Linked DNA regions of Homo sapiens: region 2 is linked to region 1. A link is an interaction called in ENCODE POLR2A ChIA-PET data of the cell type or tissue named here. Cell type or tissue: OCI-LY7. All regions are shown on one strand. Links, peaks and the distances in the headings refer to the core of each region. The heading gives the core; the rest is flanking DNA.

Region 1 (4,387 bases), core at 295-4,294:
TGAGAAAACTCTGCCTTCAACAATTAGGGGTAAAATATTCCTCCAAAGCCAAAATTTAGTCTCAATACTGTCTCATCAGCAGGAAAATGGCCATTCAATCCCTAAGTTTTTTTAAGCCACCTATTCTGCCTTCAATTAGAGTAGTACTTAATTAGTAAGGGAATTTTAAGTTTGGAAGTTAACTGGAACCATTATCTAAGGGTAAATGCTTCAGCACAGGCCATAATAGCAGGATACAGAGTTCAATCTAGCACATCCCCTGCATTAAAGGGGCCTTGCCCAACTATTATGTAGTTTTTCTTGAAATCCATTTTTCAGGAAGCCAGGCAAGTCACACAAGTCTAGGAAGTTAAAGGGAAATCACAGGCAGAGGACTACAGCCACTTGGGTGAGCATGACTAGCCCCAGTGACTTAGTTCCTCTGGTTCCATGACTGGGGGTCACACTTGCAACCATGGGCAGCATGTTCAACAAGGTGCCTGGGACCCAGGAAACACAGGGGGAAAAAAGCAGGGGGGATGCCCCCACTGCTTCCTCTCCACCATGGGTCACACCAAAAGGAAGGAGACTAAAGGGCCACCTTTTTCTCTAAGTGGGTACCATCTTCATCCTGCACTCCCCTGGAGTGCATTCTGAAGCACAAGGATTTCTTTGACCCTGAAACTTTAAAAAGCAGCTCATTTTCTTTTGCACAGGGCATGGCCTTTTTACTAGACCTTTGCAAGCGTTACAGAATTAACCCAGCCCTTTTAGCAATCATATTGAGCAGGCCCAAAGAGAATAATTCCCCAAAATGAGAGAAGCAACTTCTGGGGAAATCATCTGAGGCAGCTATTGGGTGTCCCAGCCCTTCAAGTCCCCCTTATTTAGGGCCACCTCCAACCATACCACCAGTTCTTCCACCTCCACCATCTCCAAAATTTCCCACTCCCCACTTTCACTCTTACCTCTACAGGAAATGCCCAATGGAGGTGATGTCACTAGGGTTCAAGTTCCCTCCTCTTTGCAAGACCTTAGGCAAATAAAGGTGACTGAGGCCAATTTTCTGAAGACCCTGATAGGTATATAGAAGCTTTCCAAAATTTAACTCAGGTGTTTCACCTCTCATGAAGAGATTTTATGTTGCTTCTAAGCCAAACCCTAATTACAGCTGAAGAGCAGGCAGCAAAGAAATTGAAAGATAAGCAACGTTTCCTATAGTAGGCCTAAAACGAAAAGAGAAAATAGGGAAGGCAAAGAAATAAGAGAAACACAATTCCCAATAGGAAGAGAGGCGGTACCTCTTGACAACCCTAACTGGAATCCCCAGACTTTTCTATGGTGTTTTTCCTTCTTTCACAGTGTACAATGGTTCCTATCTCTTCCTGTATAATGTTCCTCCAAAGTAGGAAAAGTTAATTTCCCCAAACCTTAAAATGGTTGACTTAGAGTTGAGCTAATGGGAAGGGAACCCAGAAGCCTGACATGCTGGCAAAAGGGTAAAAGTTTTTTTACCAGTCAACATTTTGGCTTATCTCTTCCTGTGCAAACCAGTAACAAGGATAATAAGGATGATTGTTTATTCTCTGTAAAGTTTTAATTAATAAAAAAGAATTTGTGAGGTTGGTCTTAAGCTGTAACCAATCTGGTGTGCTTTGTGTGTCTTTCTGTAGCGTTCTGTCAAAAGAAAGGGTACCTTAGGTTAGGATGCAGGCCCAGGACCCCATAAGCCTGACTTTGTCTGGGTCCTAGACTCCACACCTGGTATATAATTAAAATCACTTACTAACCAGGTTTTTTACCTAAAGTAAAAGTTGCTGAGAGTTAACAGTGCAACATGTATTTGAGATCTCTAAAGTTTTATATGCAAGGCTTATAAAAACAGTGAAATGTGTTTTTTAGTAAAAGATTATAAGAAAGCATGAAAATATAAATTTTGCCCAGGGATAAGAGATTATCTTAAATTTAATAAGACAGAGCTAAAGGTTTAAGCAAGTTACAGGAAGACAAAAATTAATCTTGCAAAAATGTATAAACATTAACTAAATTCAAAAGGGTATTATATGGTCTTTTCCTAAATTGAGCATTGAAAGAAAAACACGGCAAGGCTGTCTTAAGACACTAATCTGCCGTTTAACAAAAGGGGTTGTAAAGGGTTTGTAAAGACTTCACCCCATGGTCATTGGTTAAGATTAGGTGAACTTTCCTATGAGGTTTTATCAAAAGGTTGTTTACAACTTTAATAAACTAATACAAGGGTAAAATTTGGCTTTAAACAGGATTTTCATGTAATAGTAAAGGATGATGAAAGATTTTTTCCTTTTGTGACATCATTTTGGCAAAATAAATAATGGCAATTTGGAATTCTATTTCATAACATCAAGTGTTTTAAACCTCTAACATTTAAAAGGCATCCCAAAATCAAGCTTCAAGTTTCAAAATTGTCCTTCCTGATGCCTGGCTTTCTGGATTGTTCAGAAGGCCCCTGAAACATCCAGAGAAGAGGTAAACAGGATTATCTGACATGTTTAGTCACATTAGAATTGCCAAAACGATGTCCAATCTTCTTTAAGTTATATTTTGGTGAATAATACTAATATATGTTCCAAAATTGTATGGGATTTCTAAAATTCTAATGTCTAAGTATATACTATCAATCATAATTAAGGTTAACTAAACTTTTTCCGTCATGTTTTTAACTGTAACCTGGAAATTTTGTCATGCACAGACAATTGTTGTTTTGCTTTGTTCCTTCTGAAAAGACAGTTTATAATCAAGCTATATTAAGGACTTTCAACAGGTGTCCTCAAATGCAGGTTTTTAACAGCTTTGAAGATTGTAACATTGGAAGAGAGAAAGAACGTACAGGACTCATGAACTGAAATGTTCACAAATATCAAGCAAAACAAGAATTGACTAAATGGACTACACTCAGAAAGCTAAAGCAATCTTTTTGACTTTTGCTTGGAATATTGCTGATCCTTGGTTTGTTTTTCAGAGTCAAGGAAACTTATTTTGAACTATTTACAGCCTTTAATAATTGAGTAAGGTATACTCCTGTGAACAAAACTTGAAGCATGATTGTTTCTCTCTGCCTGGTTCCTCTAATCTGTGAGAACTCTTAACTTATGGCAATATAGTTGTTTGCATCAGTGAAATAAGAATCCATTTTTCTTTTTCAACAGGACACAAATGGAAAAACTGGCTATTTTATCAAGGCTTTGACTGGAAGTGTATGCTTCCCTTTAAGGAGTCAACCTCCACTTGCAGAGCTGAAAAAGCCCCATGGGAAGAACTGGCCTCATACCTTGTCTACACAGTCCCCGCACAGGGTTCCTAACCTTTGGTCAGTAAAGAATGTCACTTTCTAACAGGTCCAGGAGCTCCAAGTTTATCTTGGGACCTTAAGAGAAAAGGATCACCCAACTCACAGGTATTTGAAGATACAAACCCATGCTGGGCTCAGCTTTAAGAAGTCTTATCTGAGATTTCTTGTGGAACAGAGTTCCATCGAAGCCAATCCAAAAGGACTATGCAGAAATAATTACTCTTGCTGAACTTTATGCAAATAACAAGGCCAAATATAAGACTAAGGTTTATTCTACAAACAACACGGTCCTATCATAATTTGTTTTTACCAAAATCAGGACTAGAGAGAGAAAATATGCTCCAAAGCTTATCATACATTTGTCATTAAATCCTAGTCACATTAATTGTTTTTAAGTTGTGTGCCTACATTTTAGACTAACACTGCTTATTCCTGTGAATCAAGTGGTGATCTCCTGAAGCTTACAAGAAACAAAAAGAGATGGGTAACACAAAAATCTGGATACCTTGGCAAATAAAATTTTAGATGGAAAGTATCTACTACACCACACTTGTGGGAATTGCTATACTCACTCTACTATTTGCAGTAGGGTTATACATGGCAGTGTGTCTGGAATTGGTGGATTCTTGGTCTCATTGACTTCAAGAATGAAGCCACAGACCCTCACAGTGAGTGTTACAGTTCTTCAAGGCGGCATGTCCAGAGTTTGTTCCTTCTGATGTTCGGATGTGTTCGGAGTTTCTTCCTTCTGGTGGGTTCGTGCTCTCGCTGGCTTAGGAGTGAAGCGGCAGACCTTCGCGGTGAGTGTTACAGCTCATAAAGGCAGTGTGGACCCAAAGAGTGAGCAGCAGCAAGATTTATTGCAAAGAGTGAAAGAACAAAGCTCCCGCAGTGTGGAAGGGGACCTGAGCGGGTTGCCATTGCTGGTTCAGGCAGCCTGCTTTTATTCCCTTATCTGGCCCCACCCACATCCTGCTGATTTGGTCCATTTTACAGAGAGCTGATTGGTCTGTTTTGACAGGGTGCTGATTGGTGCGTTTACAATCCCTGAGCTAGATATAAAGATTCTCCAAGTCCCCA
Region 2 (4,387 bases), core at 113-4,112, 750 kb before region 1:
AGGAAGTTTGTCCAGTGTGCTGTGTGACCAGATGGATTCCTTCTCATGGGAACTGGGATCAGCTTTGCATGGCAGGGGCATTTGTGCTAATGGTAAAAGCTGACAGAATTTTAGGGGTAAACAGAAGTGGGAAGATGTTCCAGGCTGAAGACAAAGCCTGGAAGGAGGAGTGTGTGTTCAGGGATGGCATGGCAGGTGCACAGGGAAAGGGAGGCCCAGATGGTCCTTAAAGATCAGTGGCTGACCATTCTCCAGTCTAACTCCAAATGCCAGGGCAGGAACCCGGGTATCCTGGCCCCCAGCCCAGTGCTCCTTCTGCTGCATTGCTGTAAATAGAAGTTTAAAGTGGTTCTCAAGGCCAGAGGGGATTGGGGAGCAATCCATTTGCTGAAGCTTTTCCTCTGGATGGGCTTCTCCTGAGAGATGACATGTGAGGGGGTAGTGAGAATCTAAGGGATCACCTCCTCCTGATAAGCCAGAAAGCACCTCCACTGTTGGGAGGCTGTGATGCAGCCAGAAATAGTGATCCTGCCGTTGCATCCTAGCCCTTGAGTCCATCACCCCAGCCCTGCAGTCCTGCAGTCCTGAAGCACAGGATCTGATCCCCTGAGCCTGGCTCATGCACTCTGGCCTTCCAGGTCAAGCGTGGGGTATGACCAGAGCCAGGAACCATGTGGCACTGCAGGGCAACTCTCTACTCCTCCCTCCTGAAAGTCAACTCAGTGGAAAATGTAGCCATCATTAAAAAAAAAAAAAAAAAAAAAAAAAAAAAAAAAAAAAGCAAACTCCCCTCTGAAAACCCTATGGATGAAGGGAGCACTTGAAGGGAACACCAAGTACACAAGGAGAAAATGACAAAATGCTGCTTTCCTGGCCTCTGCTGCTGGGCAGCTGGGTGATTCAGCTGCAGGGGCTGCCCTCCTGGAACCTGTCGCAGGAGATGCCCCGGCTGCATGCCAAGCTAGGAGGGCCCAGCAGCTGGCATGGGACTCGCTTCCATCCTGGGGAGGCAACTATGTATTTATCTTATTTTCAGAGACTGAGTCTCCTTGTGTTGCCCCGGCTGGTCTCGAACTCCTGGGTTCCAGTGATTCTCCTACCTCGGCCTCCCAAAGTGCTGGGATTACAGGCATGAGCCACTGTGTACAGCCCAATTCTCCATTTTTAAATTTACTGGTTTATGAAATTTGAAATGTTGGGCACCACTAATTTAGGTCTACGACTTTATTTAAAGAAACTCTAAGCTTCACATATTAAAGACTAAACAGAATAGGAATACCCTATTTGTTTTCTCTCAGCCTTGAATCTTTCCCGATCTTTTCAACCTGGTCATTCTGGTCTGGCTCACCTGTCCCTTTCTTAGGGAGGACTCTTCTGATGCCCTAATCTAAAGCATTATCCCCTTCCTATGGTTTGGTTTGGTTTTGAGCACACTTGTTTCTGTTTGAATGACCTTGGTGTTTTTAGCTGCAGGCTGGGGACTGTCATTTCCCCTTGGTAGAGTGGAAGTTCCTCTCTGTGGCCTAGGTCACTGTGGCATCCCCAGCACCTAGTACAGCCGCTGGCACCACATAAGCCTCAGCAGAAATGTGTTGCCTGAATGAATGAAACCACGGATTGGCTTCCTGGACGAGGACCCACGTTTCAACCCTCTGTCCCTCCAGCACCAAGGCTGAGCTGCCCCTGCTGGTTCTCGGTCAGACCTGAGGAGAGAGGTCCTCTCTTCCCCACTCTTCTTATCTGTGCTGTGGCTAGCTTCTTAGATACCCCCGAGCCTCCTGGTGCCCGACGGCCCCAGCAGGCTAGTCAGACCCAGTGTCTCAGTCGAGTTTCTTGGCTGCCGAGGCCTGAAATCTTCAGGGCCTTTGAGTAACATTCTGCCCTTGAGCAGGTTCACAGACTGGCTGGTCCTCTGGGAGACAGGCCCCTCCCTGGCTCTTCAGAGCCTCCTTGCAGCTTCCCCTCTTCTAGCTCTCTGCCTTGCCCAGAGTCCTGTGATGAGATGAGGGGAGGGATTGGGAAGTGCCAGCATGGGGCTGGGGCTGGGGCTGGGGCTGGGGCTGGGGCTGGGGCTGGAGCCGGGTGGTGCAGGTCTGTGTGGAGGAAGCTGAGGTTGCAGGGACTGCTTTGGCCCAAGAGTGTCCTGGACACGGCCTGGGAGCTTAGCAGGTGGTTAGTTGATTAACACAGGTATGACCACATTCTAGGATGGTTTTGGGGTTTGGGCGGCTGCTTCCCAGCAGGTGCACAAAGACCACAGACGCAAGTGCTTACGAAGCCTCAGGTTGGAGGCCTTCCTAGCCCAGGGGTCTCCACATGCAGCGGGGCATTCTTGAGCTGGGCTGTCGACATGCCATTCATGCCCAGTCATCTCATTTAACCCTCGTAACGGTCCTCTGATATGCGTATGCTTCTTTATTACCACCATTTTTTAGGTGAGAAAACTAGAAGCTTAAATAAGGTAGGCATTGCTGCCAGCTCCTGCGGTAAGTGGCAGTGACAGCATCTAGCCAAAACGTTTGATGCCTGATCTCTGCTCAGGGCACCTGGATCTGCATTGCTGCAGTCCCCCAGCTCTCCAATTCCACGTGAGCACACTCCACACTGGCTCGGCAGATACTGAGAGGCAGGTCCTGCTGCTCTCGCCTTCACTGTGGCCTCCTTATCCATGCTGATATGGCTTGGCTGTGTCCCCACCCAGATTTCACTTTGAATTATAATAATTGCCACGTGTCAAGGGCTGGGCCAGGTGGGGATAATTGAAGGGAGATGGTTTCCTCCATGCTGTTCTCATGGTAGTGAGTAAGTTTCATGAGATGTGATGGTTTTATAAAGGGGAGTTCCCCTGTACATGCTCTCTTTCTGCTACCATGTAAGATGTGACTTTGTTCGTCCTTTGCCTTCTGCCATAATTGTGAGGCCTCCCCAGCCATGTGGAACTGTGAGTCCATTAAACCTCTTTCCTTTATAAATTACCCAGTCTCAAGTATGTCCCTATTAGCAGTGTGAGAACAGGCTAATACACATGCCTGTGGCCTCTCCAGCCAGCTGTGACCTACCAGGGCAGACAGCAGGACAGTGATGAACCTGTTCATTCATGTGAGGCCTTGGAGGCTTCCCCCCGGCACAGCGGGGTACACCTCAGAATCTTAGCATGGCTGCGCAGGTGGTTTAGGCAGGGGCTCCCTCCCTGCTACCCACAGATGCCCCTGCCCTGTGCGAACGTGACTACTGCTAGTTTGTATAATGAGCTGCAGCAGAGTGTGCTCAGAAGAAGCAGAGCAGAGCCCCTCAAGCGTGGGCCGTGCCTCTCTCACTCTAACCTCAGAGCCTCTGTTCACTTCGAAGGGTGACCTCAGGCATCCCTTCCTCCACAGCTCCTTGGACCTTGGATGTTCTTCCATTGTGACTCCACTCAATTTGCGTGTCCCTCTTCCCCAGGGCCCATGCCCCTCTTGGAGACAGAGGTGGAGTCTTGTTTTCCTGTGTCTGTGCACACAGCATGCTCACAGGGCACCGTGGGCATCCTCTGAGGGTTTGTTGAGCATCACTCCTCTTCTAGAGTTGGTTGATGCTTCAGTTCTATGATGGTCTTTGAACCTCCTCAAGTACATAAAACTCTTCACAATGTTGCCCACTTCTCAACAGTTGTCATTTCCCCCTTAGAGGCCAGAACGCAAACATTGCTTTGCCTTCTCTTGAGCTTGCTCTCTAGAGTTCTTGAGGCTCTGGGTCTTATCTGTGCCATAGACACACCACTTCATGAGGGGCCAGGACACAGGCCATATGTGTCTCATCATGCCCAGGTGGTTTTTTCAGGGGCTGCAGAATGGAAACTCTCATTCCTCATGGCCCTTTGTACCTCTCACATTTCTTGGGCGTCTTTCTGCCCCTGGTCTGCAGCAGCTTGAAGGCATTGCCATTTTCAGTTCAGAAGTGTGTCCAGGACCCTTAATAGATATCCATTATCCAGGGAATGGAGCATGTCAGTCCACTCCAGTTCCATTCTCTTGTGCGTGTCCCGTGTCAATGAGCAGCATGAACACCATGAGCCTAAGTGGCCTGTGTTCAAGTCTTTCCTGGGTTCATGACCTGGAGAAGGCCCGTAGCCTTTTGGTCCCATTTGGTCTTCGACACAGAGAGTCACAGTCATCCTCCAGTGCCTCCGTCCCCCAGCCCCCAGTGCACACAGTGCACTCCCTTCAGTGCACTGTGCTGGCTGCAGAATGGAAGCCTGACAATGGTAGTTGAAGAAGTGGCATTTTACTAATTGTTTCCTGTACATTTTACCCTCTATAATGTAGAAACAATCTTCTAACACTTCCCTGTTGGTCCCTAGTCCCTGTTCTTTGCATCAGTGTCCTCACCTATTTTATCTGTTTATTCA

Evidence for each region. Peaks named below come from ENCODE experiments on the same cell type or tissue, not always from the same donor. Only the 100,000 strongest peaks of a DNase experiment are listed, where the experiment ranks them.
Region 2: POLR2A ChIA-PET joins it to region 1 with 5 read pairs; 2 of 35 experiments call an interaction of 5 or more read pairs at or near these places.

What each region holds. Positions count from the first base shown.
Region 1 is chr18:49,448,140-49,452,526 of GRCh38, forward strand. The region is part of intron 1 of DYM (dymeclin); the gene reads right to left. Among named protein-coding and RNA genes, the nearest start is that of DYM, 10 kb to the right of the region's middle. In OCI-LY7, for the core only: no CTCF peak of the experiment used is centred there; a DNase peak (open chromatin) is centred at 2,782; H3K4me3 peaks cover 1,166 bases; H3K27ac peaks cover 3,047 bases.
Region 2 is chr18:48,697,362-48,701,748 of GRCh38, forward strand. All of the region lies in intron 6 of CTIF (cap binding complex dependent translation initiation factor), which reads left to right. LOC105372107 (a long non-coding RNA gene) reads right to left here. Exons shown (of 4, transcript XR_007066460.1): 1 at 1-4,387. Among named protein-coding and RNA genes, the nearest start is that of MIR4743, 29 kb to the left of the region's middle. RefSeq lists enhancers at 1,282-2,072, 2,073-2,862, 3,255-3,324, 3,345-3,504. In OCI-LY7, for the core only: no CTCF peak of the experiment used is centred there; no DNase peak of the experiment used is centred there.